5 separate regions of the Mus musculus genome follow, and regions 1, 2, 3 and 5 are each linked to region 4. Evidence: chromatin loops called from intact Hi-C (ENCODE). Cell type or tissue: left cerebral cortex. All regions are shown on one strand. Region 1 overlaps Rsph9 (radial spoke head 9 homolog (Chlamydomonas)). Region 2 holds the start of 1600014C23Rik (RIKEN cDNA 1600014C23 gene). Region 3 overlaps Mrps18a (mitochondrial ribosomal protein S18A). Region 4 holds the start of Vegfa (vascular endothelial growth factor A). Region 5 has its middle 19 kb from the start of Gm41584.

Region 1 (5,000 bases), 99 kb before region 4:
AAGCCACCTTGCTCCCACGGTATTTTAAGTTTAAAAATCTTTTTATTTTCTTTAATGGGTAAAGCTATATATATATATGTGTGTGTGTGTGTGTGTGTGTGTATATATATATATATGTGTGTGTGTGTATATGTGTGTGTGTGTGTGTATATATATATATATGTGTGTGTGTGTGTGTGTGTGTGTGTGTGTGTATATGTGTGTGTGTGTGTGTGTGTGTGTGTGTGTGTATATGTGTGTGTGTGTGTGTATATATATATATGTGTATATGTGTGTGTGTGTGTGTGTGTGTGTGTGTGTGTATATGTGTGTGTGTGTGTGTATAAGCTACCCGAGCAGTTGAGGCTAACAGTTGAGTCTAGCTCAGGTAGCTTCCCCCCAGGAGCACACTTGTCTGCTATTGCACTGTCCAGGAGCATAACGGAAAGTCAACTGTGGTGGTGCAGACTTGTGATCCCAGGACTCAGATGCCTGGACTTCAGTGCACAACCCTACCTCAAATATATCTGCATTTATATGTCTAAATCCATATATATCTGCATCCGTATATATTCATCATGAACTACAGTTACCATGTTTTACATTAGACCTTTTAGGTTTATTTCTCCTTCCTATCATCATTCTATTTCCTATGTCCTTTGATAACTCTCTATTTGCTGATATCCAACCCACTTTGGTACCAGCCCTCCTCCCCGTCATTATGTAGCAGGAGGGTCAGAAGTTTAATGTCATCCTTGGCTACATAGTAAATTCTAGGTCAGCTGAGCTATATGAAACATTATTATTATTATTATTATTAAATTTGAGACAGGGTTTCTTTGTATAGCCCTAGCTGTCCTGGAACTCACTCTGTAGACCAGGCTGGCCTCAAATTTGCAGAGATCCACCCGCCTCTGCTTTTCAAGTGCTGGGATTAAAGACACATGCCATCCACTCAGCCAAAATATGGATTTTATATGTACACATATATAATTTCCAGGTTCCTGACAAGCTTTGGTGGGAAGAGCTAAGGAGGCTTAAGGGAAGGCCCGTGATCAGAAGGCAGTGTTCACAGGTGGACAGAGAAGGGACAAGCAAACCTGCAGGTTCCTGTCTTAGGGCGACTCACAGGGCTAGGGACGATGGTTCTGAGCAGCTGGTTCCACCACACGGAGGCACCTGAGCCAAGTCACCTTGAGTGTGGGCTTACAGTGATGGGGAGGTGGCTTCTGGGACTCGTTGGCAACAGAAGGAGAATGACGAGGCCGGGATGGCTCTCCTTATCAGACACACTCTGGCTTCCTTCCAGACTCTTCTAGTGAGAGCTGAATGAGCCGCTGGGCGCCTCTCCTGCCTAGCAGATGCAGTGGTGATGACCTGTGCAGAGTCAGGACTAGAACCCTTGGATACCATGCCTGGCTAGAGGGGTGGAGTCTGTAGATCTTTAGCTCTTTCTACTTAGGGAGGAACATTGCTTTCTGAGTCTGAAGCAGTCATTCAAGATGGCTCAGGTCACCTCTAAGCAGGTGTGAAGTGGGCCTTGTCCTGGGGTCTCTGTTCCCTGTGCCCACAGAGATAAGCCCAGAGCTCACAGCTTCTCTCTGAGTGGAAGAGAACAGAATGGAGAGGGATATTGCCTGAGGCTAATATCTTGGCAGTGAGCTGCTGTGTGATGTCCTGGGATGGAAAGTTTTGTAGGGATGGATCCCTGGCAAGATCCTCCTCCTGATGAGTGCTAAGACTTCCTGGCTGCGGGCTTGCACCGGAAGACAGGTGGGGCAGTACGCAGGGCAGCCAGCTTCCTCACCTGGACTCTGCCATTCAATACTCCTTAACCTTTCCGCTCTGTCAGCAGAGCATGGAGCAGCTGCTGCGTGCCAAGTTCTTTTGGTGCCCTTGGAATGAGAAAGACAACGCTCTTAAGTCAGGAAGGTTTGAGCGCAACCAGGAGAAGCTGAAAAAACAGAAGTTATACTGGAAGATGTTGGAGGGTAGGATGGGGTGGGGGTGCGCACAGAGTAGGCAGCAGAGGCAGCAGGTGGCCGGGGTCCCAACAAAGAGTACTCAGTGCAGTGCCCAGTTTGGGCAGCAGAGGGCAGCAAGAGTCCTGCAGCCAAGAAATTGACCTTTAAAAGCTGCTGGTGGTTAGTGAGGACAGGGAGCCTGAAGAGAATGGGCAGTGTGGCATCAGCTTTATGGGGGTTCGTGCAGATGGCTCCTACGTCTTTTAGAAGCGATCAGAGGACCCTACCCCTACCCCATTGTTTACTTATATTGGAGGCTGCACCAGGGGTGTCCTTTTTCTCTGTCCCCACTCTGAGAGGATTGACTCTACCTTGTGGTAAAGAGAATGGTGGCTTTCAGGAACTTACAGCCATTTTTTTTTAAAGATTTATTTATTTATTATATAAGTACACTGTAGCTGTCTCCAGACACTCCAAAAGAGGGCGTCAGATCTTGTTACAGATGGTTGTGAGCCACCATGTGGTTGCTGGGATTTGAACTCCGGACCTTCGGAAGAGCAGTCGGGTGCTCTTACCCACTGAGCCATCTGACCAGCCCATTTTTTTTTTTTTTTAAATTTCATTTTACCTGTATGGGTATTTTGTTTGCATGTATATCTGTGTACTACACATATGCCTGGTGCCTATGGAGGCCACCATGGCGCTGGTGTTAGATGGTTATTAGCCATCACGTAGGTGCTGGGAATCAAATCTAGCTTTGAGCCATCTACCCAGGCCTTCCCGGCCATTGCTTAGTGTGATGACCTTTAGGGGTTGAGACGTAGGATACCTGCTGCTCCCTCGACAGTTTGACCTGAGCCTGGCCCTTACTCTCTCTGGCATTGGGAAACCCAGGAAGACCTCCTGCCAACTGCAGAGGCTCAGCTGCTGAGTTCCAGGCTGGATCTTCTCCCCAGTCTCAGTACAGGTCTCTGGAGAGGAAGCCAGGTCTGAGGAGGCCTGGGGCTGTGAACTGATCCACTGGATCATTCCTTCAAAGGGCTACTACCACAGTTGTCTGGGCCTGGTTTTTCCATATTTACAGTTGAGATGGAGGTGAAGGTGTCAGGTACACACTGTGTGTCTGCTCACACACACACACACACACACACACACACAGAGAGAGAGAGAGAGAGAGAGAGAGAGAGAGAGAGAGAGAGAGAGAATGGAACATGGTGTGTGTCCCAGATGATGAGCTGACTGAACCAGGGAGGTTGAGAGGACAAGAACACGATGCCGGGGCTGCGCGGGAAGGCAGAGAGCCCGGCCCCTGGCATGCTGCAACTCAGCACCCTTTGGCTTGCTTGGTCCCGCCCTCACTGGCATCTGTATTTGTATTTTTTTAACTTCCTCACAGTTTACCCATGTTGCTGGGCTTGGGCTACTCATTTCAGCCTCTGCTTCCCATCTCCTCGAAGTAAGAGGTGAGCAGACATGCTGGTCTGAGGGGCCCCATGCCACCATGCTGTTGGTTGAATCGATAGATATCTGGATACAGTGGGGTTAGGGATAGACCCTAGGCTGTTTTCTCCAGGCTAGCGCCTGAGTGAGGGACGCTGCAAGCCAGCCTCCCTGGGTGGGCAATCAGAGCTTGGTCTTGCTTATCTCACAGAGGCTGTGTAGCTGTGGGCTCCAAGGGCAATGAGGGATTAGGTCTCTGTAGAAAGCTGTCCAAATGATGTTCTGGGCCCCAGTAATGGGACTTAAGGCTAGAGAACTGTATATTTCTGGGTCTTTTTGTTGCCAAGGATAAAACACAGGGCCTGGGACACTGTTCTGTAACATTCTATCCTTGTCTCCCCTCAAGCAATGTTTCCTGGAGACTTGTGACCAAGAAAGCCACCAGGGTTCTCAGGTGCCCAAAGAACAGCTGTTGGCTAGGTGTCGTACCAACCGGGGCCTGTTTCACTTGATGTTTTGATTCCTTGGCGGTGGCACTGGGGCCTAGAGCAAGCGATAGGCCCATGGTGTGGCCTTCACCCCATTGTTCTGTGCATGGCTCAGTCAGGACCAGGGGCAGAGGACCTCCATGCTTCCAGAAAGCTCTGGTTTTGACCTGGGCAGGCAGCTAGCTACACGGGGATAGGCTTCTCTGATGCAGGGTGGCCTCTGGAGGGTGGAAACTGACTGAATCGTGAGGCTGCTGGGTGTGGAGTGACCAGGGTGGGCCATGGTTGGAGGTAGGCTGCGGGAAGCTTGAGTGGTGGGAGCCAGCACCGGGGCTGAGCTGGCAACTGATGAAGGCTCCAGATCAGCCCTCTGAGCATAACTGGTTGGTCCTGTACCAAAACCTTCAAAAGTTATTTGCCTTCCTGGCAGGGCCCAGAGCAGGGCTGTGGCTGGTTTGGGGGAGAGGCCTCTGTGCGCAGGGGAATAGAAGCCCAGATCTGCATCCAGAGGCGATTTTCCCAGGCTCCTTCCTCCCACACAGCGGCTCCCTCCCTTGGAGCTGGATCAGGCCCTTCCAGCCAAGTCATCCTGGCTGCACAGCCTAGCCTGGTCTGAGCTGCCTGGCGTCTTGAGTAGCATGGGGCAGACTCAGCAGCCGAGGTCTCCTCCTACCAGGCATGACTCCACCCATCAGCAGTTGGGCAGACCACTGAGGTGGAGGCCTGAAATGGCCCAACTTCAGCTTGAGCCCCTGGTTGTCTCATCGATCTTAGGGCAGAGGCCCAAGGTCAGTGATTTACCCTGAAGCAAGGAAAGGGAGCCACACCATCTGTGGGTCCCTGAAGTCACCTCTACACTTGCTCCCTTCCCTGTGTCATGAGCAAGTGACTGTGACCATCAGGAGCACAGCAACTTTCTCAGTGGCACCTCAGTGCCAGGCCTCAATTGTCCCTCCCATCCAGGGTCTTGGAGCATCCAGATGGAAAGGGGCAACGCACTGGTGGTGCTGCGCAGCCTGCTCTGGCCAGGCCTCACCTTCTACCACGCTCCTCGCACCAAGAACTATGGCTACATCTACGTAGGCACAGGAGAGAAGAACATGGACTTGCCCTTCATGCTGTAGGAAGG
Region 2 (5,000 bases), 300 kb after region 4:
AGCCACCTTCATCCCAATACGCTACTGATTAGCTGATTAGCATCCTTTCGAAGTCGCCCCTGCTACCACCTTCAAGGGGGCCAAAGGCAGCCCGTATTCATCCTTTTGCAAGCCCCTACACATGCCTTGCTAAGTGCCCACACTTAGGGAAGCCCCAGCAAACGCCGGGAAGCACACTGCCAACCTGGGCCACGTAGGGAAGGAACAATCTCTACAGTATTTACCTGTCAACCTCTGAGATCAAGGATTAGGGAAGTGGGGAGGGTGCCCCTGGAGTACTGTATGTTATAGCCTCTGAACCCTCCCAGAACAGACTGTATGTTCACCCTAACACGCCCTTGCCAGAAGTGTGGGCAGAGCCACGCCAGATCCTGGACACCCAGTGGGGTAGGAACTGTGCAGGTGACAAAGAAAGGGAAGTGACTAGAGAAGGCGTTCCCCTGGGAGGTCCTATCCAGAGGAAAGAGAGGTAAAAACCCTCAAGTGGTTTTTGCCTCTCCAGGCCCTTACAGGGCGTTTCATGGGGCCTGCCTTAGGTGCAGGCTCCTAGAGGAAACATGGTTATCTCTCATGGCTAAGGACCATCGGTTTCATTCTTCTTTCAGCTCCCCGCCCAGTTCCTGGTTTATTACAGGGCAGTGACCCCATTGGGCTAATCAATCGATGCATCGCAACACCCCTACTACAAGAAGAGCCTACTATGCGCCAGGAACAGTGCTATTGGGGTGGGGGCGTTTAAGGGGCCTGGGTAGAGGTTGCGCTGATTGGAAAAGGAGTGCGTATGCGGAGGGACCCTGGGAGAGAGGGACTGGTGGCTACCGCTGAGCATCACCAGCCCCGCAGCCGCGCGCGGACAAACCGCGCGCTCCGGAACTTGGCGCGCGCGCGCTCCGGGACGCGGCGCGACGCCGCGCACGCGCTCACTTCTCCGCTCCCCCGCCCGCGCGGCCCCGGGCTCCCGCGCGCGCGCACTCGAGGCCTCCCTTGTGCTGCTCCTCCATTCGCTACGTGCAGAATGGGCCGTCGGCAGCAGCTGCAGCGCGGGATGGGAGGGGGAGGAGGGGAGGGGGAGGCGGCGCTCGGCCTGGGGGAGGGGCCGCGCCGCGCCGCGCCGGCGGGGAAGGGGCTGGGAAGAGGGGCCGGGCCCCCCGAGTGGGCCGACCAGGGGGACAGTCCGGGTGGGCTCCGCTCTCGGCCCGTCTCCCCCTCCCCCTCCAACTCCTTTCTGCAAGGCCATTTTGGCCATCCTCCTGCTCCCTTCCCGGGATTCCTGGCAGGGAGCGGATGCAGAGGTTGGTTGGGGGTTTTTTGTTTGGTTTTATTTTAACCCCCTCTGTGTTGTTCCCCACGCAGACCCCAGACCCTTAGACGCAGGAAAGAATAGCCCCTGCTGTCCCCTCCCTCGCTTTCTGTCCCAACCACATTGTCGAGCTTTTGTGTGAATCGACCCAACTGTAACCCCTTCCCCACTCGGCCTACCATGAGGCAGAGTTTCTGAAAGGTGCTGAGGCCACACTCAATCCTCCCTCCTACCCACCTGGAGGGCAGAATGGACCCCAGGACATAAGGCCAGTATCAGCTCCCACCCCCACCCCTGCCCCAACCAGAGACAGAAAGATCTAGTGGAGCCTGCTGCTGCCCAGGATAACTGAGTCGGCCCGAATTTGGTGGTGTTACAACTACAGGTCATTGTAGCAGGTGTGTACCTGTTTATAAAGGGTTCCCCGGGAGCCTAATGAGAGACCACCAGGGGCTGAATCCTATAACCCATGAGCTGTCTTGCCAGGATCCCAGATGTAGCCCAGATGTCCACAGCAGTCCCTCCCACAGGGTGGGACACCAGCTAGTCTATGCAGCCCCTCCCAACCCTTCTTCCAAGGTCAGGGAAGGAAAGCCGGCCATCTCCAGTGCGCCTTCCCCATTTAAGATGTTGGGAGAGGCATCTCTGTCCCTCAAGCTCTTTTTCCTGCCCAAAGCCACCTGGGTTCATCCTGTTGTCTAACTTCGAACCCTCTGACAGGTTAAGTCTAAATCATCAAAAAGAAAGGCAAACTTCCTGGGGGGCAGCTGGGGGGGTGGGGAGGACAGGCCAGGGAGACCGGACTTACTAGCCCTACACAAGGAAGGATTCTCTACCCACCTCCCTGGTGGCCTCAGTCCTTGGGCAGCGCCCTCTGCTGGCCAGAAAGAAATGCAGGAAAGAACAGAGTCCTACAGATCTTTGGGAAGGTCTGAGAAGGGGGACAAGGGACAGAGAAACAAGTAAAAACGTTAAGCTGCCCTGTCACTGACCTGAGCATACATAAAGAAGCAACCCTAGATGTGAGGAAGTTGTGACCCGCTTTATATGGACCTAGGGGTTAAGCAAGCTGGCAAACAGACTTTTAACACCCCAGAAGTGGCACTTCCTGCCCTGAATAGCTCAGTTGCCCTCTGCCCCTGAAACTCTTATTCCTGCCAGAAAGCCTTTCCTGCCACCTCCTACCAGGGCAACGTGCTAGAAGGTGCAGCTATAGCCAGAACCCTAGAACCTAAGAGCTGAGAGAGAGAGGGCACCTCAAGCCAGAAACATACACACAGAGATCCAAGCCCAGATCCCTGCTACAGCAGAACTCAAGATAGAATTAGGCCCTGGCCCTGAGTCACATCTTGGCATGAGCTTGCCTGACCAAGACAGGCCAGCTTGTCCAGAGGTGAGACTTAGGTCACAACCCATCGCCCTACCTCTGATGCCAGGTATCCTTCCCCTCACGTCCCACACGTGGGGTCAGGGTGGGGCCTGGGATGGACTGGGCTGGGCTAGTGCTGAGACCAGTGAAGGGTGGAGCACTTGGAAGGCAGAGGAGGGACATCCTGGGTGAGGGAGGCTACGAGTGTCCCCAAGGACTGGTGGCTTCTGGATTATCCTCTGGTGGTTGCTTCTCTAGCCCTGGGCATCTGCACAGGACCTTCACCCGGCTGACTTACCTCCAAAGACGGCAGCTCCTGACCTTCCCGGGCCCATTAGGGCCTGAAGCAGGGCCACACTTCCATGCTGCAGCCAGAGGGCCAGGCTTGTCTGCAGCCCTCCCCGTCAAGCACATGACCCAGTGGGCTTCCTTTGTGGCCCCCTGCATTACTTAACTGATTCACTGATCCCCCTAAGTGGCCAGGTCCCTTTCAGACCCAGGCAGCCTAGGGAGACTCCTAGGGGCAGTGTTGAAGCCCAGGAGGTACAGAGATCTACCGGCTTTAATTGGAAGTAATTAGTTAATCTACTCTGAAAGCAGTGGGGGAGGGGAGGAAGCTTTGGGGAAAGAAGACTCTACACTGTCAATCTGGTGAGTCTTGGGGGACCATAACTCTCCCCTGCACACGCACTCACTTAGAAGGCCTTTCTTTTCAACCCCAAGGCAAACCCAGGCCCGGAACAGACAGGGGGCAGCTTTGTATACAACAAAGCAGGTGCCCTGGGTTTGGTGGGAATCACCTTTGAGAGCAAGCCAGGAGAAAACCAAAGAAGGGAGCTAGAGAGATGCAGGAACTCTAGGGTGAGAACTGGTTCCTCTCTGTCACCTCTGTTTGCACCCTGCCCAAGGTCACGCACGTACAGCCCTACAAGTTAGGAGCCAGTGCGCTCCCAGCCCAAAGGCTAGCTTCGCTATTTCGGCAGCGAGAAGCCATTCCCATAACGGGGAAAGGGGCGCCGGAGGACAGAGCCCTAACCAGGCCCCAGGGGGTGTGTCCTCGGCCACAACGCGACGCGGGCAGGCAGCGTGGCGGGGACTCTGGCCGACAGCCTCCCGCGCGGTCCGGAGCAGCTGACCCGCTGGCGATCGGCCAAGTTGCGGCGGGCCGGGAGGCAGCAACGTGCGGCGCGGCATGTCGCGGGCCCGGAGACAGGGAGCTGTGGGGGCGGACCGGCGCGCCGCCTCCCCCCTCCGGGCCCCGGCCCATTCATAAAACCCAAAGGCATTGCCCAGGCCTGGCAGGCTTGGACTCCTAATTGCAAACTCATTAAGGAGTTTGCATCTCATTTACATGGAAATCATTTCCTGGGCCCTCAACAGAGAACTGTCCTCTCTATCCATCAGGCATACTGTGCCCAGTTCGACCCATCTACAGAGTGGGACAGAAGGGGGCCTGTCTTTCGGCCAGTGCCCCCCTCCCCAGTCTACCCACTGGGAGTCCCGGAAAGGGGGGCGGTTGGCAGAGCACCCACCAGCAAGGAACCCTGCCTGCGCCCCAGGTGAGCTGGCTCTAACCCCAGTGGGTCCAAGTGAGGGAGGTGCCCGCCAAGTCATTTGCCCCCCGGCCTGGCCGTGCCCAGGGAAGGGAGGAGGCGGTAGGCATTGGTCCGAAGCAGCTGGTTGTACCTGGCAAGAGTAGACCTGGTGGGTGAGGCAGTTCGTGCCCAGCCTCACGTACCTCCCTGCTACAGGCCGTGCCCCCACCCCCACACCCCTTACCCCACAGAACAAGCGCTCAGTGACTCCAGACACAGACACCCAGTCACAGCGCACAAAGGCACCCACAACTGGGCCAGCCGTCATAGCCACCATCCTGGCAGCCACTCTCGATGGCACACAGATCCTTCACAAGCCATTTGTCCAGGGTTGGGGGAGAGAGTCCTGTCTCGCGGAAGTGAGCCCAAAGAGGGTGTGCTCCCTTATGAACAGCACATGTGACCTCCCACCCCCTCTTTCCTACAGGTCCTTTTGGAAGTCCTCAAGTGCTGGCTCTGCAGAAGGACTTGCCCTGGCCAGACAGTGGGAATTCAGTGACCTGGTCATACTCAGGAGGAAATTGAAACCTGTGAGGATAGCTTGCTCTCCCAGACTGTATTAGAGCTGGTTTCTGTCCTGGTCCTTCATGTATGTAGTTAAGAGAGGGCTTCCAGCGTGTTCCATGTGAGGAGCTGGGGTATCCAACTGTTTAATGTTTAAAATGAAATAGAACCGTCTAAAGCCCATGAAATCTGATTTCATCTAGGACATAGTGTCCCTGTTCTGTGTCACCTG
Region 3 (5,000 bases), 87 kb before region 4:
GACCCACAGGTTGAGAACTGCTGAACTACAAGAACGGTTTGCTGTTTCTGCTGGATCCTGTCTTCCTTCCTCAACAAGCCACAATAAAATATCTGAACCCTAGGCTTCTCCTGCCTCTGGGAAAAGAGACAGATGCATGTGGTTAAAAGTTCCAAATGGGGGCCGGAGAGACATCTCAGCAGTTGTGAGTATGTCCTGCTCTTGTACAGGACAGGGCCTTGGTTTCCCAGCATCCAGTTCCAGAGGAATCTGATGCTCTCTTTTGGCCTCTAAAAACATGCATATGTACACGTACAGACAGCTAGTTACACACATATGAAAAACATGCATATGTACACATACAGACAGCTAGATACACACATATGAAAAACATGCATATGTACACATACAGACAGCTAGTTACACACATATGAAGAACATGCATATGTACACATACAGACAGCTAGTTATACACATATGAAAAACATGCATATGTACACATACAGACAGCTAGTTACACACATATGAAGAACATGCATATGTACACATACAGCTAGTTACACACATATGAAGAACATGCATATGTACACATACAGACAGCTAGTTACACACATATGAAGAACATGCATATGTACACATACAGACAGCTAGTTACACACATATGAAAAACATGCATATGTACACATACAGACAGCTAGTTACACACATATGAAGAACATGCATATGTACACATACAGACAGCTAGATACACACATATGAAGAACATGCATATGTACACATACAGACAGCTAGTTACACACATATGAAGAACATGCATATGTATACATACAGACAGCTAGTTACACACATATGAAGAACATGCATATGTACACATACAGACAGCTAGTTACACACATATGAAGAACATGCATATGTACACATACAGACAGCTAGTTACACACATATGAAGAACATGCATATGTACACATACAGACAGCTAGTTACACACATATGAAGAACATGCATATGTACACATACAGACAGCTAGTTACACACATATGAAGAACATGCATATGTACACATACAGACAGCTAGTTACACACATATGAAGAACATGCATATGTACACATACAGACAGCTAGTTACACACATATGAAGAACATGCATATGTACACATACAGACAGCTAGATACACACATATGAAGAACATGCATATGTACACATACAGACAGCTAGTTACACACATATGAAGAACATGCATATGTACACATACAGACAGCTAGATACACACAATATGAAGAACATGCATATGTATACATACAGACAGCTAGTTACACACATATGAAGAACATGCATATGTACACATACAGACAGCTAGTTACACACATATGAAAAACATGCATATGTACACGTACAGACAGCTAGTTACACACATATGAAAAAAGTTCCAAATGGCATAGAGATAGATGTACTATTCAAATAAAACGTCCGCCATTCTGTGCATTATCTGCAGAGAGCACTGTTTCCAGCTTCATGGAAAAGAACAAAGTCTACGCTAGAGGCCCTATGTGTGCCCCACACTCCTTCTGGCCATGTCTGGGGACATTTGTGACTGCACAATTGAAGAAGGGGTATTATGGACATCTAGCAAGGATACACAGGGAAGCCCTCACAACAAAGAACACCAGCCAACTCTGCAGCTGAGAAACCCCGAGAACAGCAAGATCAGCAGGCGTCTGTGTGCACTGCCACGTCCTTCTTCCTCTGCAAACACAGAAAACTGCAGCAGACAAACACAATACATGCCCTCCTCTAAAAACAACCAGGTGCTCACTAGATAGCCTTGGCTGGCTTGGAACTCAGAATGTAGAGTAGGCTGGCCTCATACTTGGAGTAAGTTCTGGGACTGTAATTCTCTTCACTTGTATCATTTTGGAGAACACCTTTTAAATACTCTGCAGAGGCCACATGTGACATGACCTTCCCAACATGGATATAACCTGTGACCTAGCCTTGGAATGGCTACGTGCCCTAAAGCAATGATCTGGGAGTCAGCTTCAGCTGCAGGGGACCTTAGCAGGCCTCTCTGATGCTGAGCCTGAGAGCATAGTGGGATGGATCTGAGAGGCACTGGGACAAAAGTAATCTTGTACTGGGGCTGGGACTGGCCAAGAGACAGAGGCTAGAAGTTCTGCTCAGTTATTTCAGGCACCAATACCCACCCCCGCTTCTACTACGGCAACTCTAAACACGTCAGAGAGAAGCTGTGGGCCAGGGAAAATCTGAAGGTGCATGGGAGGCCTTGGGAGGGGCCCTGAGGGCCGCAGGAGAGAGCTAACATTCACTGGTTCACTGTTGCTCACCTCGTGCTGTGCTAAGAATGGCTCGCATATACCAGTCGATTTAACTCCCACAACTACGTGCAGCAGGCATCGGATCTTATTTTGGAGGACACACACCCACAGTCAGCCACAGTAGCACCTGACCAAGGCATGCATGGGTTTACCCCAGAGCCACAGTGTCTCCATATGCCTTCTATTAACAGCAGATCCGTGCCTCACATGAAAAAACCTCTTTACACTTACAAGCCAATGTGAACAGCACCGATAGCTGGGGAGTAAGCCTTCAATTCTGAATGCCTAACAGAGAGATGCTGTTATGGGAGATGAACTAGTTAGTTCTCAAGAGTCTGAAGATGGCAGCTGAGAGAGCCAAACATGGTCTGCCAGGGTCTTCAAGGGAAAGCAGAAACAGCCAACAGACGAACAGGCATCCTAATGAGCTAAAGAAAGGCTGGACCCAGGAAGCATTTGAAATAGTAGGGGATGCAGTGGGTAGGTGGAGATGCGGTAGGTAGGGGGAGATGTGGGTAGTGGGAGATGCGGTGGGTAGGGGGAGATGTGGTGGTTAGGAGAGGATGCGGTGGGTAGGGGGACGCTCTCTTTAGCATTGAGCACTCTGTACCCAGAAAAGCAGAAGCAATATGCTACTTCAAAAGTCTGATATCAGCTGGTGTGATGGCATACGCTTTTACTCCCAGCATTCAGGAGGCAGACACAGGCCGATCTCTGTGAGTTTGAGGACAGCCTGGTCTACACAGACCGAGAGACCCTATCTTAAAAAACAAAAACAAAACAGGCTGATGTCACTCTTTTCTCCAGCATTGAGTTTATCGGGTAAATGCTTGTTTTAGCTTTTTTTGTCATTTGAAACAGGGTCTCACGGAGGCAAGGCTTGCCTGGATTTCACTATAAAGCAGAGGATGGCCTTGAACTCTGTACTTTCTAAGTACAGGGATTACTGATATGCACAATCATGCCCAGATTGCTCTAGGTTTTTTTTTTTTTCTCTAGGTTTTAATCAGAGAATAGAAAAGTGCCTTAAGGACATGAAGTCCCCTAAACATTAAGAACTGGGCGATGCTAGCCAGCGGAAGGGCCAGGGAGGTATTCTGGGAGAAGAATGACTGGCTTTCCCCGGGGATAAGGCTGTCTTAGGGTAGACTATATTTGGCTGCCTGCCAGAGAGGTTAAGCCCCTGGCCCACATGGAAGTTCTCCAGCCTTCTGGGAGCTCTGTGAGGTGGCTGAGAATTTCTTGGAGGGATAGAAGGCCATGTGAAAACAAGGTTGTCTTTTAAGGATTATAGGATAATCTAGGCCCCATGACTGACTCCCAAGGGAGGTGAGATGGGCTCAGTGAGGGAAAGGGGGGTATGGGAGGAAGAATCGTTCCAGCTTTCTTACCAAGAGACAAGCCAGGGTGCCAGCTAGTAAGATTGGGGGCCAGGGCCTGCCACCTCTTAACGCATCACTTAAGGGTACGAAGTCATCCCAGACAGAAGGCAAGGATCAGAAGGGCAGGCCCCTGGCCCTGGGCCAACTAACTCTGGCTCCGTGGGCCTGCAATGCCGCCTTAATTTCCCCTTTGGGAAACTGATTTATCACCTGCCAGAGAACATATTAGTAAAGGCCTCTGAGACTTTGTCATACAAAGGTCACTTTAATCAAGTGACAGATACCTCAGCAGCACAGGCCCAGTGACTGTTCCTGATTAAAACACTACGGCACACAGCCCAAGAAATAGTAGACTTCAAGGATTTATGGTCTCAGAGGGAGCAGATCCTGGAGCCAGGAGTCCACGTTGGGCCCCTGTCCATCCATCCCTCAGAGGAGCAGCCAGGCGGCTCCGAACGTTAAGGAGGTCGTGAGTGGCCAATGCAGCGATACTTACTACAGTCGTCTTCCCTTCTTGGATCTTCACCACTACAGAGATAAAGGGGAAAAATTAGGTCAGCCATTTAATAAGGAACAGGGAGTTTCAAATAACAGCTCAAATTCTACACAGGCAGAGGAGAGGAGCCTTCAGTCTGCACTCTCCCACGGTTCCTGCCTGGGACAGAAAGCAAGCAGGGTTGACCCCTAAGTGCCAGGGCTCTATGCCCTTGAGGCTGACTGCAGGCCAGCCTGAGATGCTCAGGCTGCAGCACCTCTGTAGGAGTGAGGGGCTCCAGGCTGCAGCACCTCTGTGGGAGTGAGGGGCTCCAGGCTGCAGCACCTCTGTGGGAGTGAGGGGCTCCAGGCTGTTTTTTTTGTTTTGTTTTGTTTTGTTTTGTTTTTTGCCTTTGGAAGCTGAGACTCATCTTGATTTTGACCAGAAGAGTTGGCAAACTGAATAGCTGTGGCAGGAAAATCGCTGTATGTTTGAGGGCAGCCTGGGCTACAAAAGTAAACCAGAAAGCTTTTGGAGCAGCAGGCCTGAAAGTCAGAAGTGCCCTTTCACATGTCCCCTGCAGAGTGAACCAGCCCAAAGTGGTTTCTATAATCTAAAACACAGCACTGTGTCTCAATGGTGGTTTATCAGTGAGACAAATCCACTCCCCAAAACATATCCTGAGAATCCTGTGCCAAGGCTGCATGAAACTGGCCACAAGGGAAATACTCTCTGCTCCATCCCTCTTCTCTCTGCCTGCAGGGCTAGATTCTGTTACCATACCAGAGAACGGGGATAGAACAGGTAGCAAGCAGAAGCCTGCAGACAGTA
Region 4 (5,000 bases):
GCCCCATGATGCCAGGAAAAGATTCATCCTGGTTGGTCTGACTTGCGTTAGCCAGCATGAGATCGACAGGGGGAACCCCCATTTCTTTGGGGGTACACTGTTTAAATAGGTTGAGAGACACAGGGATCTGTTTAGAATATTTCATGTCTGCCAGGCCCACTACACTCCCATGTCTCCTGTCCTGCAGTGACCTGGGGGAGAGACGCTGAATAGAATCTATTCTGGGAAATGAGCCCCCAGGAAGAGCAGGAATAGTGGGATACTTGTCACTTCCCCTCTTCTTTCTAGATTCCCTGAGGTTTCATTAAGTGACACTTACTAGGTCCATATCAGTGTACGGATGACACCATTGTGGAATGTGTTGGAGGCAATGTGCAGCTTGTATGGAATCCAGAAGTGACCCTTCCTCTGACCCAGCTTCAGATTGTGTCTCTAAAATGCATGACGGAGGTAGTTGGCCCATCCCTACCCTGATCCGGGTTACTCCAAACCCTTCAGGCCAAGTTTCAGTCTTTGCATGGCTTTAGTGCTTTGGAGAGGGAAATGTGCAGCGTCACTGCTCTGGCTCCCTGTACAGGCTCATCTGGGAACACCTTATACATATATATACACATATACTACATGTATATATACATATACTATACATATACATATCATGGCTATCTCAGGATAGGAGGAGGAGTCTAAAGCCGTGAAGTCGAGAAGAGCTGATTCCCCTCAAAGTCTCTTCATTTTGCTCCAAACCTCAGAATCCTTTACTGAGTCCCTCTTCTGTAGGCCCGTGGCCTTTCCCAAGACCACAGAACTGTGGTTCTCAGCCTTCCTAATGCTGAGACCCTTTAGTACAGTTCCTCATGTTGTGGTGACCCCCCCAGCCCCCCCCCACAGGCAACATAAAAATATTTTTGTTGCTACTTCATAACTGTAATTTTGTTACTATTATGGATCATAATGTAACTCTCTGACATGCAGGCCATCTGATATGCGACCCCTGTGAAAGGGTTGTTGGACAGTCCCTCCAAAGGGTTGAGGGTTGAGAATCACAGCTGGAGGAGGTGGAGATGAGAAGGGCAGCGCTTTGGGAGCCTTCAGTGTCTACAGCCTCTGTTATGCCACGATGAGAGACAGGGGCCCCCTGACAGGGAGCTACATTTGGTGTTCTTGCGGTTAGAGACAGACACGTGAGACATTTGGTGGCTTTCCTTTCTGACTCCTCTTAGTTGCTTAGAGCAGGGATCAGGATCAGGTGAGGAAACCCACAGGAGGGCTCTGGACCAGCAAACATTTACTAACTACTACTTTCCCTGCTACAAGAGAGCCATCCAGGAGGGGACTCGGGACTAGTAATGATGGGCAGGAAGGGATAGCGTGAGGAGCCAGCTCCCTTCCTCATAAGATCCTCATACTACTGCTCCATTGGAATTGGGGTGCCCAAGAGGTGCCAGCACCCACCCAGCTTCAGTACTGTGTGCAGAGGGATGGAGATAGTGGATTACACTGGGGGGGGGGGCAATAGGAAGATTGTTGAGTTCTCTTTCTCAGAAGTCCAGCAGATCTGGGTGAGGGCTGGGACTGGTTGGTCCCTCTCTTCCCACAGGTATCGGAGCCCCCTCTTGTTCCCAGGGGAGCCTAGGAGCAGCTGGGCCAAAGCCCAACCAGGAATTTTTCCAGGCTGGTTCCTATATCCAAGGGTGGGTTAGAGGTGGGGGTTTTGGAGAGCTCTTAAGGAAGACACTGAGGACATGGAGAAGGGGACTTAGTAGAAAGAGAGGGGACAGAGCCACACGGGCTAAGTGTGCAAGCATAGAGAAATAGCCAAGGGTTTTAGGGAGAATGGGAGGACAGAGTACACCCCTGAATTCTGTTTAGAAGATGAACCGTAAGCCTAGGCTAGAACTGAGGGAGCCTCTACTCCCACCCTTCCGAGGGTTGGCGGCAGCGCTGGGCAGCTGGCCTACCTACCTTTCTGAATGCTAGGGTAGGTTTGAATCACCATGCCGGCCTGGCCCGCTTCTGCCCCCATTGGCACCCTGGCTTCAGTTCCCTGGCAACATCTCTGTGTGTGTGTGTGTGTGTGTGTGAGAGAGAGAGATCAGGAGGAACAAGGGCCTCTGTCTGCCCAGCTGTCTCTCCTTCAGGGCTCTGCCAGACTACACAGTGCATACGTGGGTTTCCACAGGTCGTCTCACTCCCCGCCACTGACTAACTCCAGAACTCCACTTCCCGTTCTCAGTGCCACAAATTTGGTGCCAAATTCTCTCCAGAGAAGCCTCTCTGGAAACTTCCCAGAGGATCCCATTCACCCCAGGGCCCTAGCTCCTGATGACTGCAGATCAGACAAGGGCTCAGATAAGCATACTCCCCCCCCCCCGTAACCCCCTCCCCACATATAAACCTAGAGTTATGCTTCCGAGGTCAAACACGCAACTTTTTGGGTGTGTGTGTATGTCAGAAACACGCAATTATTTGGGAGCTCAAAGTCTGCCGCACTCAAGAATCAACTCTCACCCCCTTTCCAAGACCCGTGCCATTTGAGCAAGAGTTGGGGTGTGCATAATGTAGTCACTAGGGGGCGCTCGGCCATCACGGGGAGATCGTGAACTTGGGCGAGCCGAGTCTGCGTGAGGGAGGACGCGTGTGTCAATGTGAGTGCGTGCATGCATGTGTGTGTGTGTGTAGTGTGTTTGTGAGGTGGGGGAGAAAGCCAGGGGTCACTCTAGTTGTCCCTATCCTCATACGTCCCTGCCAGCTCTCCGCCTTCCAACCCCTACTTTCTCCTATATTCCTGGGAAAGGGAATTGTTCTTAGACCCTGTCCGCATATAACCTCACTCTCCTGTCTCCCCTGATTCCCAATACTCTGGGATTCCCAGTGTGTTCCTGAGCCCAGTTTGAAGGGGTGCACAGATAATTTTGAGGCCGTGGACCCTGGTAAGGGGTTTAGCTTTCCATTTCGCGGTAGTGGCCTAGGGGCTCCCCGAAAGGCGGTGCCTGGCTCCACCAGACCGCTCCCCGGGGCGGGTCTGGGCGGGGCTTGGGGGTGGAGCTAGATTTCCTCTTTTTCTTCCACCGCTGTTACCGGTGAGAAGCGCAGAGGCTTGGGGCAGCCGAGCTGCAGCGAGGCCGCGGCACTGGGGGCGAGCTGAGCGGCGGCAGCGGAGCTCTGTCGCGAGACGCAGCGACAAGGCAGACTATTCAGCGGACTCACCAGCCCGGGAGTCTGTGCTCTGGGATTTGATATTCAAACCTCTTAATTTTTTTTTCTTAAACTGTATTGTTTTACGCTTTAATTTATTTTTGCTTCCTATTCCCCTCTTAAATCGTGCCAACGGTTTGAGGAGGTTGGTTCTTCACTCCCTCAAATCACTTCGGATTGTGGAAATCAGCAGACGAAAGAGGTATCAAGAGCTCCAGAGAGAAGTCAAGGAAGAGAGAGAGAGACCGGTCAGAGAGAGCGCGCTGGCGAGCGAACAGAGAGAGGGACAGGGGCAAAGTGACTGACCTGCTTTTGGGGGTGACCGCCAGAGCGCGGCGTGAGCCCTCCCCCTTGGGATCTTGCATCGGACCAGTCGCGCTGACGGACAGACAGACAGACACCGCCCCCAGCCCCAGCGCCCACCTCCTCGCCGGCGGGCTGCCGACGGTGGACGCGGCGGCGAGCCGCGAGGAACCGAAGCCCGCGCCCGGAGGCGGGGTGGAGGGGGTCGGGGCTCGCGGGATTGCACGGAAACTTTTCGTCCAACTTCTGGGCTCTTCTCGCTCCGTAGTAGCCGTGGTCTGCGCCGCAGGAGACAAACCGATCGGAGCTGGGAGAAGTGCTAGCTCGGGCCTGGAGAAGCCGGGGCCCGAGAAGAGAGGGGAGGAAGAGAAGGAAGAGGAGAGGGGGCCGCAGTGGGCGCTCGGCTCTCAGGAGCCGAGCTCATGGACGGGTGAGGCGGCCGTGTGCGCAGACAGTGCTCCAGCCGCGCGCGCGCCCCAGGCCCCGGCCCGGGCCTCGGTTCCAGAAGGGAGAGGAGCCCGCCAAGGCGCGCAAGAGAGCGGGCTGCCTCGCAGTCCGAGCCGGAGAGGGAGCGCGAGCCGCGCCGGCCCCGGACGGGCCTCCGAAACCATGAACTTTCTGCTCTCTTGGGTGCACTGGACCCTGGCTTTACTGCTGTACCTCCACCATGCCAAGGTAAGCGGTCGTGCCCGTCTGCTGTCGCCGGGCCGTGGCGAGCGCCTCTCCCGCTTGGGGACGTGCGTGCGTGCGAGCGCGCGCGTGGGGGGCTTCGTGCCCCACGCGGGTCCTTGGGCACCGGGCGCGAGGCGTCCCCCTCTGTCGTCGTACGTGGAGGGGGAGGGGGTGCGCGCTAGGTGGGAGGGCGCCAGGATCGTCTCGCCGCCCACGCGGGCCCTGCCCACCCACCAGAGTCACCGCACGTACGATCTGGGCCGAGCAGCGGAGGGCGGGAGCCAGAGGAGGAGGCTGAGGGGGCTGGGCTTGTGCCGAGGCTGGCGGCAGAAGTTTGCTCCGGGTCGCGGGTCCCCGGAGAACTGGAAGTCCGGGCAAAGGGGGCGGGAGTCCGGAGCCCAGCGGGCATGCCTGGGGGTGCTCGGACCTTGGACCCGGGGAGGGCAGAGATCGTGGAGGGGGCAGGGCGCGGGCGACCGAGGGGGCTTTGCTGTCACTGCCGTTTGGGTCTCTGAGGCCCTTGCAGTGAGTTTGGGGAAAGTTTTAGGATGGATTGCTGCGGGGACCCTCTCCCACCGCTCTAGCTTGTTGGGCCACCTGCACCGCGCCACCCCCTCCCGTCCCCGCTCGCGTCCCGCGCGGTGCCCGCCCTCCCCCGCCTGGCCGGGCGCGCGCGGCGCAGAGCCGATTACATCAGCCCGGGCCTGGCCGGCCTCGTGTTCCCGGAGCCGCGGCTGCCGGAGCCCGGAGACCCGGGCGACGAGCGGCGCCCCTCCCCCCACCGGCCCTCCGCGAGGAAGGTGACCTCTGGAGGTATCCCCAGCTCCGGG
Region 5 (5,000 bases), 130 kb after region 4:
CCGTCTCATGAGCAAAGAGACTGAGTTTCAGGGAAGCCGAGGTCAGTCAGTTAAGTGGGCCTAGAAAGGGCAATGAGTGGTTCATTTTGCAGATGGGGAAGTAGAGGCAGGCAGCAAATGAAGGCAGGACCTGAGCTTCTACTCTAAGCTGTTTCTTCTAACCCACAGCACAGGATAACTTTCTCTGCTTACACACTGTATAAATGTAGTTTTAGAGCCACCTGCCTTTCACGGGGGACTCAGAGAGGCCTGGGGGGCAGCTCTGGGGAGCTGAGCCTGTATTAGTTGTCACAGTGCTTCATCTGGCAACCATGGCTTCAGAGTTTATTTGGCCCACAGTTGACAGTGTGGCCTGTCACAGCAGGGACAGCACGGCAGCAGGAGCTTGAGAACTCTGGTCACCTCGCACACACACGTTCAGGAAACAGAAACAAATACTGGCCCTCACCCCATTTTCTTTTTTCTTTAGTCTAGGACCCCAACCCCCAGGGTGGTACCTGCCGTCCATGTTCATGGATCTTCCTACCTCAGTGAACCCCATCAAAAACCCCCGTACTGACAACACCCAGTGGCTTGTCTCCTGGGTGATTTTAGATCCTGGTTAAGATGGCAATCAGTGTGAACTGTCACAGAGCTCAGGTTACAGGGAAGCCCAGGAAACAGCTCTGGCTGTCCTAGAGTTGCTTTATAGACAAGGTTGACCTTGAACTCACAGAGATAAGCCTGCTTCTGCCTCCCAAATGCTGGGATTAAAGGTGTGTGACACCACACCCAGCCTCCCTCATGCATTTTTTTAAAAAGAGATTTTTAAAGTTGTGTGTGTGTGTGTGTGTGTGTGTGTGTGTGTGTGTATGAGTGTGCTCACACACTGGCACGTATGTGCGTACATGCACATTTGTCTTTCTGTGGATATGTGCTTTTGAGCACAGATGTAGGAGAAGACCAAAGGCATCAGCTTCCTTGGGGCTGGAGGTCCAGACAGTCACAGCCCCCATGTGAGTGTTGGGAGCTGGCTTCTGGTCCTCGGCAAGGGCAACAGTGCCCTTAACCACTGAAAGATCAGTGTAGTCCTCCTGCACCTTTGTGCCAGGTCAAGTGGACAGCTGTGCCTCTGGCTTCCAGAAGTGGGAACAACAAGAGAAGACACTCTCCTGGGAGTTCCCTGGACCCACCCTCCTCCCCGAGGGGAGTGAGTAGTTCTTAGCATCACATGGGGAGCAACACCATCTCACAGTGCACTCTCCTTCCATGGTCTCTCTGCTGCTCCCGAGCCTGCCTAGCTCTGACTCACAGCTCTCTGAGTCCTTGATCCGGGCCTACCATTCCCATGGCCCCGGGGACTTCCAGGATTAGTGTCCCTGCCTGGGATCTGTGTTTTGTCTATCAAATATGCTGCCTTTATTTAGTGCTGATCCGTTTGCCCATTTTACTAATGAGGAGCTGTCCGTGGCCGAGATAATGTGTGTTTCCAAGCACTTTTGAGAAAGTGCCAGCTAAGGGCAGAGATCTGACACTTGAGTCGGAGGCTGTGACTCAACATGGGACCAGGTGAGATCTGCAGAAGCATGTTTGTAGTATTGGGAAGAGCTGGGTGGGACGCCCTTAACATTGCAGGCTCATCAGGGCTAGGAACCCATGCTGGAGGTGCCCAGAGAAACCACATGATACAAGTATGCCAGACACATATGTCTGCCTGCATGCATGGATACATGCACACACTTAATATTTGTGTTCCAGAAGACTGGACAGGCGAGGGAGATGAGAGTCACTGGTTGAACATCTTAACTGGTTCTGGGGTTGTGGCCTCCCAACCCAGGCCTTTGCTCTGAGAGTTGGGAGCTTATAACCCTCAGATAATTCTGGTTGAGTTTAAGGGTTGAACTCTTAGGTCCAAGGAAGGCCATGCCTGACATGTGTTACAAGCAGGTGATTTGCAGTGACCAAAGTAGTTGGGGGCTGCTGTTGCTTAAGCATCCACGCCAAACTCATGTTGAAATTTAGTCCCCACAGGGAGGCATTTAGAGGTGAGGCTGGAGGCACAGGAGAGGTAGTGGGCCTGGGTTTAGGGCCTTAGCACCCACGTAAAAAGCTGTGTGTGGCTGTATGTTCCTATAATCCCAGCATGGAGGGGAACAGAGACAGGAGGAGACCTGGAGCTTGCAGCCAGCCAGTCTAGCTAATCAGAGAACTCCAAGTTCAGTGAGAGACCTTGACTCAATACTATAAAGTATAGAGTGATTGGGGAAGACACTTGATATGAACTTCTGGTCTCCACATGCACATACGCTCACGTGCATGTATGTGCATGCACATGTGCATGTGTGAGTACACACACACACACACACACACACACACACACACACACACACACGAGGTAGAGCAGGCTGGGCTTTAAGAGGTTACTGGCCAGAGGGTGCATTCAGGGACTTCCATGCAGGGTAACTTCACACAGTCAGAGTAGCAGGGAGCGACAGGCTTCAGGCAGCCTCGAGCCTAGTACATTTTGCCTTCAACTCACTTGTAGGATTTATTTTTGCTAGCATATTTACTTAAATCTGGCTTCAGCTAGTGTTAAAATTAGCAAGCATTCCTTAAGAAGGTGCCCCAGCAGATGGGAGACACTTAGAAGCGAGCCTGGAACTGGAGGAAGTTTGCCTGAGAGGCAGCACCAGTCACAGATTATCCCTAATGGGTGTCCCCATGGAGTCTGAGAACCCAGAGTCTCTCTGGCAGGTTCCAAGGAAGGTGGCAGGGCTGATGTAATAGATAAAGATGAGGAAAGCTTCCAGGATCCAGTTCATTGATTCAGAAAGACGGTGGGGGCGGGGGCTGGCTGGGTGGTAGAGCTCTCGCTGCTCAGTTGAGAGATCTCTTTCTTATTCAGTGTGCAAGAAGGCCTGGGTTGGATCCTCAGCGCTAAGCAAACTGGGTGTGGGAACACGAGTCTTTAATCCCAGCACTGGAGATAGACGTAAGACAATCAGAGGTTCAGAGTATTGAGAAAAAGAAAAAAAGAAAAGAAGAAGAAGAAAAAAAAAACAGGCAAAAACTCACAAGAGCTGGTCTTGGCCAGCTCCTTGGTTTTATAGACAAATTGCAGCTCGGAGCAGAAGGTGACTTGTCCCAATCCCACAGCCAACAAACCACAGACCAAGAGCTGAGTGTACATTGCACGATTTCCAGTCCTTGGTCCCCTTCTGCCTCTGTGCTTATGAGAGCGGGCATCCCTTGGGACTCTTCCCGCTATGAGTGAGAGGCATCGGCTGAGAAGGCAGGGATAAACGGGCCTGGAGAGGGTGGGGTTGAGTGGACACGGGATTCTTTGGCCCTCTGCTTCCTAGCAGGCTTCTTCTAGCTGGTCTCAGTATATTTATCTGTAAAATGGAGAGCTTGGCTCTCGTGGGCTGGCCAAGGCAAGACATATCAGACCAGAGCATTCTTTCTTGGCCACTGAGACCTCAGAGATGGGGTAGAGCCAGGGTCAGGCAGTGGAAAGCCGTGGCTCCAAGACCGGGAGGCGCCTGGTCCAGGGTGGAGGTGGGGGCAGAGAGCGGCAGAGTTAGCGCAGTGCCTTCCACCCCAGCTATTTTTACCCCCAGAGCACTGGACTGCAAGAGGCCTGACTAAAAATACCAGCAGCCTGTCCTGAACATCCTTTCCCCAGAGAGGCGGGTGAAGGCTGGCAAGAAGAGGCTGTGGCACTCAGCTTTCTCCGTCCTTAGATTGGGATGCCTTGGGGGCATTCGGGAAATGGACCCTTCCCTCTGAAGAGCTTCAGAGTGGAGAGAGCCAAAGAAAAAGGTTGCTTTTGTCCAGCAATCCCCTTCAGCCCTGTTTGCGCACATCCACATTTTAAAAACCCAGTGTAATTAGTCTGCTGCAGTTTCGTATTTTGCTTCCACCACCGGTTATTTCATAAATATTTGATGTTACCGTGTAGCCTCGCATTTGCCATTTTAATGGCTGCGTAATATTCCATCTCAGACCCTTTCTGTTCCCTAATTGCTGGACCTTTGAGGGCTTCCAATTTGCCCTTCTTTTAAATAAGGCTTCCATGGACATCTTCGGGCATGTGGCTTTTTCCTTCTTATTAATTATTTCTGTAAGATAAGTGCTTGGGCTGGCGGGTTAGGCTGTGTCGGTGCTATTTGATGTGGCTTGCCAAATTGCTTCAGAAGTTCGCAAGGGAGGGTGTAATATAAAGATACAGCTCATGCCTGAGCCAAACAGGCTTCAGGGAAATCAGAGCAGGGCGCCAACAGGCGCTGCCTCCAGCCCCGGGCCTTCCTTTTCTCTTCTGCTTCCCCTCCTCCCCTCTCCTGGCTCTCTTATTTTTCCTTTTGAGACTTAGTTCTCATGCATCCCAGACTGGGTGGTACTCACTTTATACCTAAAGATGACCTTGAACCTCTGGTCCTCTTCCTCTGCCCTCAGCCTCAGCCTCAGCCTCAGCCTCTGCCTCTGCCTCTGCCTCTGCCTCTGCCTCTGCCTCTGCCTCTGCCTCTGCCTCTGCCTCTGCCTCTGCCTCTGCCTCTGCCTCTGCCTCTGCCTCTGCCTCTGCCTCTGCCTCTGCCTCTGCCTCTGCCTCTGCCTCTGCCTCTGCCTCTGCCTCTGCCTCTGCCTCTGCCTCTGCCCTCAGCCTCTGCCCTCAGCCTCTGCCTCTGCCCTCCTCTGCCTCCCACGGGCTGAAATCACAGGCTCGCACCTCTGCAGCACTGGGAATTGAGCTGAGTTACAGCCCAGACTCTTCCCACTCCCTTTTCGCCCACCCCCATCCTGTCTGCTCACCGTTTCTGAGGCCTTACTTTGTTCCAGGTCCTCGACCAGGTAATTTTTCCACCCACGCCATGAAACCAAAGTCATCATTATCCCTATTTTGCAGATGAAAAGAATGAGACACAAAAGACTAAATGAGATCAAAGGTACAGACAGTAACTGGTAGGTGCCGGCTGCCATTTCACACAGATTTTCCTGATGGATACCAGTGCTCCTAGGGAGGG

What was found. Hi-C counts contacts between places; a loop is a spot of excess contacts. Peaks named below come from ENCODE experiments on the same cell type or tissue, not always from the same donor. Only the 100,000 strongest peaks of a DNase experiment are listed, where the experiment ranks them.
Region 1: it touches region 4 in a loop (5-fold over the local background); 20 of 42 quality-filtered maps call a loop at or near these places.
Region 2: a loop joins it to region 4, with 10 times the contacts of the local background. A loop is called at or near these places in 39 of 42 quality-filtered maps.
Region 3: it touches region 4 in a loop (2.2-fold over the local background); 7 of 42 quality-filtered maps call a loop at or near these places.
Region 5: a loop joins it to region 4, with 2.0 times the contacts of the local background. A loop is called at or near these places in 3 of 42 quality-filtered maps.

What each region holds. Positions count from the first base shown.
Region 1 is chr17:46,129,333-46,134,332 of GRCm38, reverse strand. It overlaps Rsph9 (radial spoke head 9 homolog (Chlamydomonas)), which reads left to right. Exons shown (of 5, transcript NM_029338.4): 5 at 4,835-5,000. The coding sequence ends at 4,995. Among named protein-coding and RNA genes, the nearest start is that of Rsph9, 12 kb to the left of the region's middle. In left cerebral cortex, a CTCF peak has its summit at 2,068 (motif pointing right); DNase peaks (open chromatin) are centred at 2,064 and 4,408.
Region 2 is chr17:45,732,814-45,737,813 of GRCm38, reverse strand. It overlaps 1600014C23Rik (RIKEN cDNA 1600014C23 gene), which reads left to right and starts at 3,970. Exons shown (of 2, transcript NM_028164.1): 1 at 3,970-4,228; 2 at 4,692-4,950. The coding sequence starts at 4,021. The coding sequence ends at 4,789. F630040K05Rik (RIKEN cDNA F630040K05 gene) reads right to left here and starts at 3,308. Exons shown (of 5, transcript NR_152153.1): 1 at 2,968-3,308. In left cerebral cortex, a CTCF peak has its summit at 2,179 (motif pointing left); DNase peaks (open chromatin) are centred at 1,324, 2,168, 3,913, 4,513 and 2 more places; H3K4me3 peaks cover 2,076 bases; H3K27ac peaks cover 3,317 bases.
Region 3 is chr17:46,117,162-46,122,161 of GRCm38, reverse strand. Mrps18a (mitochondrial ribosomal protein S18A) reads right to left here. Exons shown (of 6, transcript NM_026768.3): 2 at 4,191-4,222. It also overlaps a transcript of Rsph9 not described here. Among named protein-coding and RNA genes, the nearest start is that of Mrps18a, 8.7 kb to the right of the region's middle. In left cerebral cortex, no CTCF peak of the experiment used is centred here; a DNase peak (open chromatin) is centred at 2,344; H3K27ac peaks cover 1,054 bases.
Region 4 is chr17:46,030,464-46,035,463 of GRCm38, reverse strand. Vegfa (vascular endothelial growth factor A) reads left to right here and starts at 3,087. Exons shown (of 7, transcript NM_009505.4): 1 at 3,087-4,173. The coding sequence starts at 3,574. In left cerebral cortex, a CTCF peak has its summit at 2,567 (motif pointing right); DNase peaks (open chromatin) are centred at 3,027, 3,469, 4,323, 4,831 and 2 more places; H3K4me3 peaks cover 2,415 bases; H3K27ac peaks cover 2,313 bases.
Region 5 is chr17:45,902,073-45,907,072 of GRCm38, reverse strand. No RefSeq gene overlaps it. Among named protein-coding and RNA genes, the nearest start is that of Gm41584, 19 kb to the right of the region's middle. In left cerebral cortex, no CTCF peak of the experiment used is centred here; a DNase peak (open chromatin) is centred at 2,609.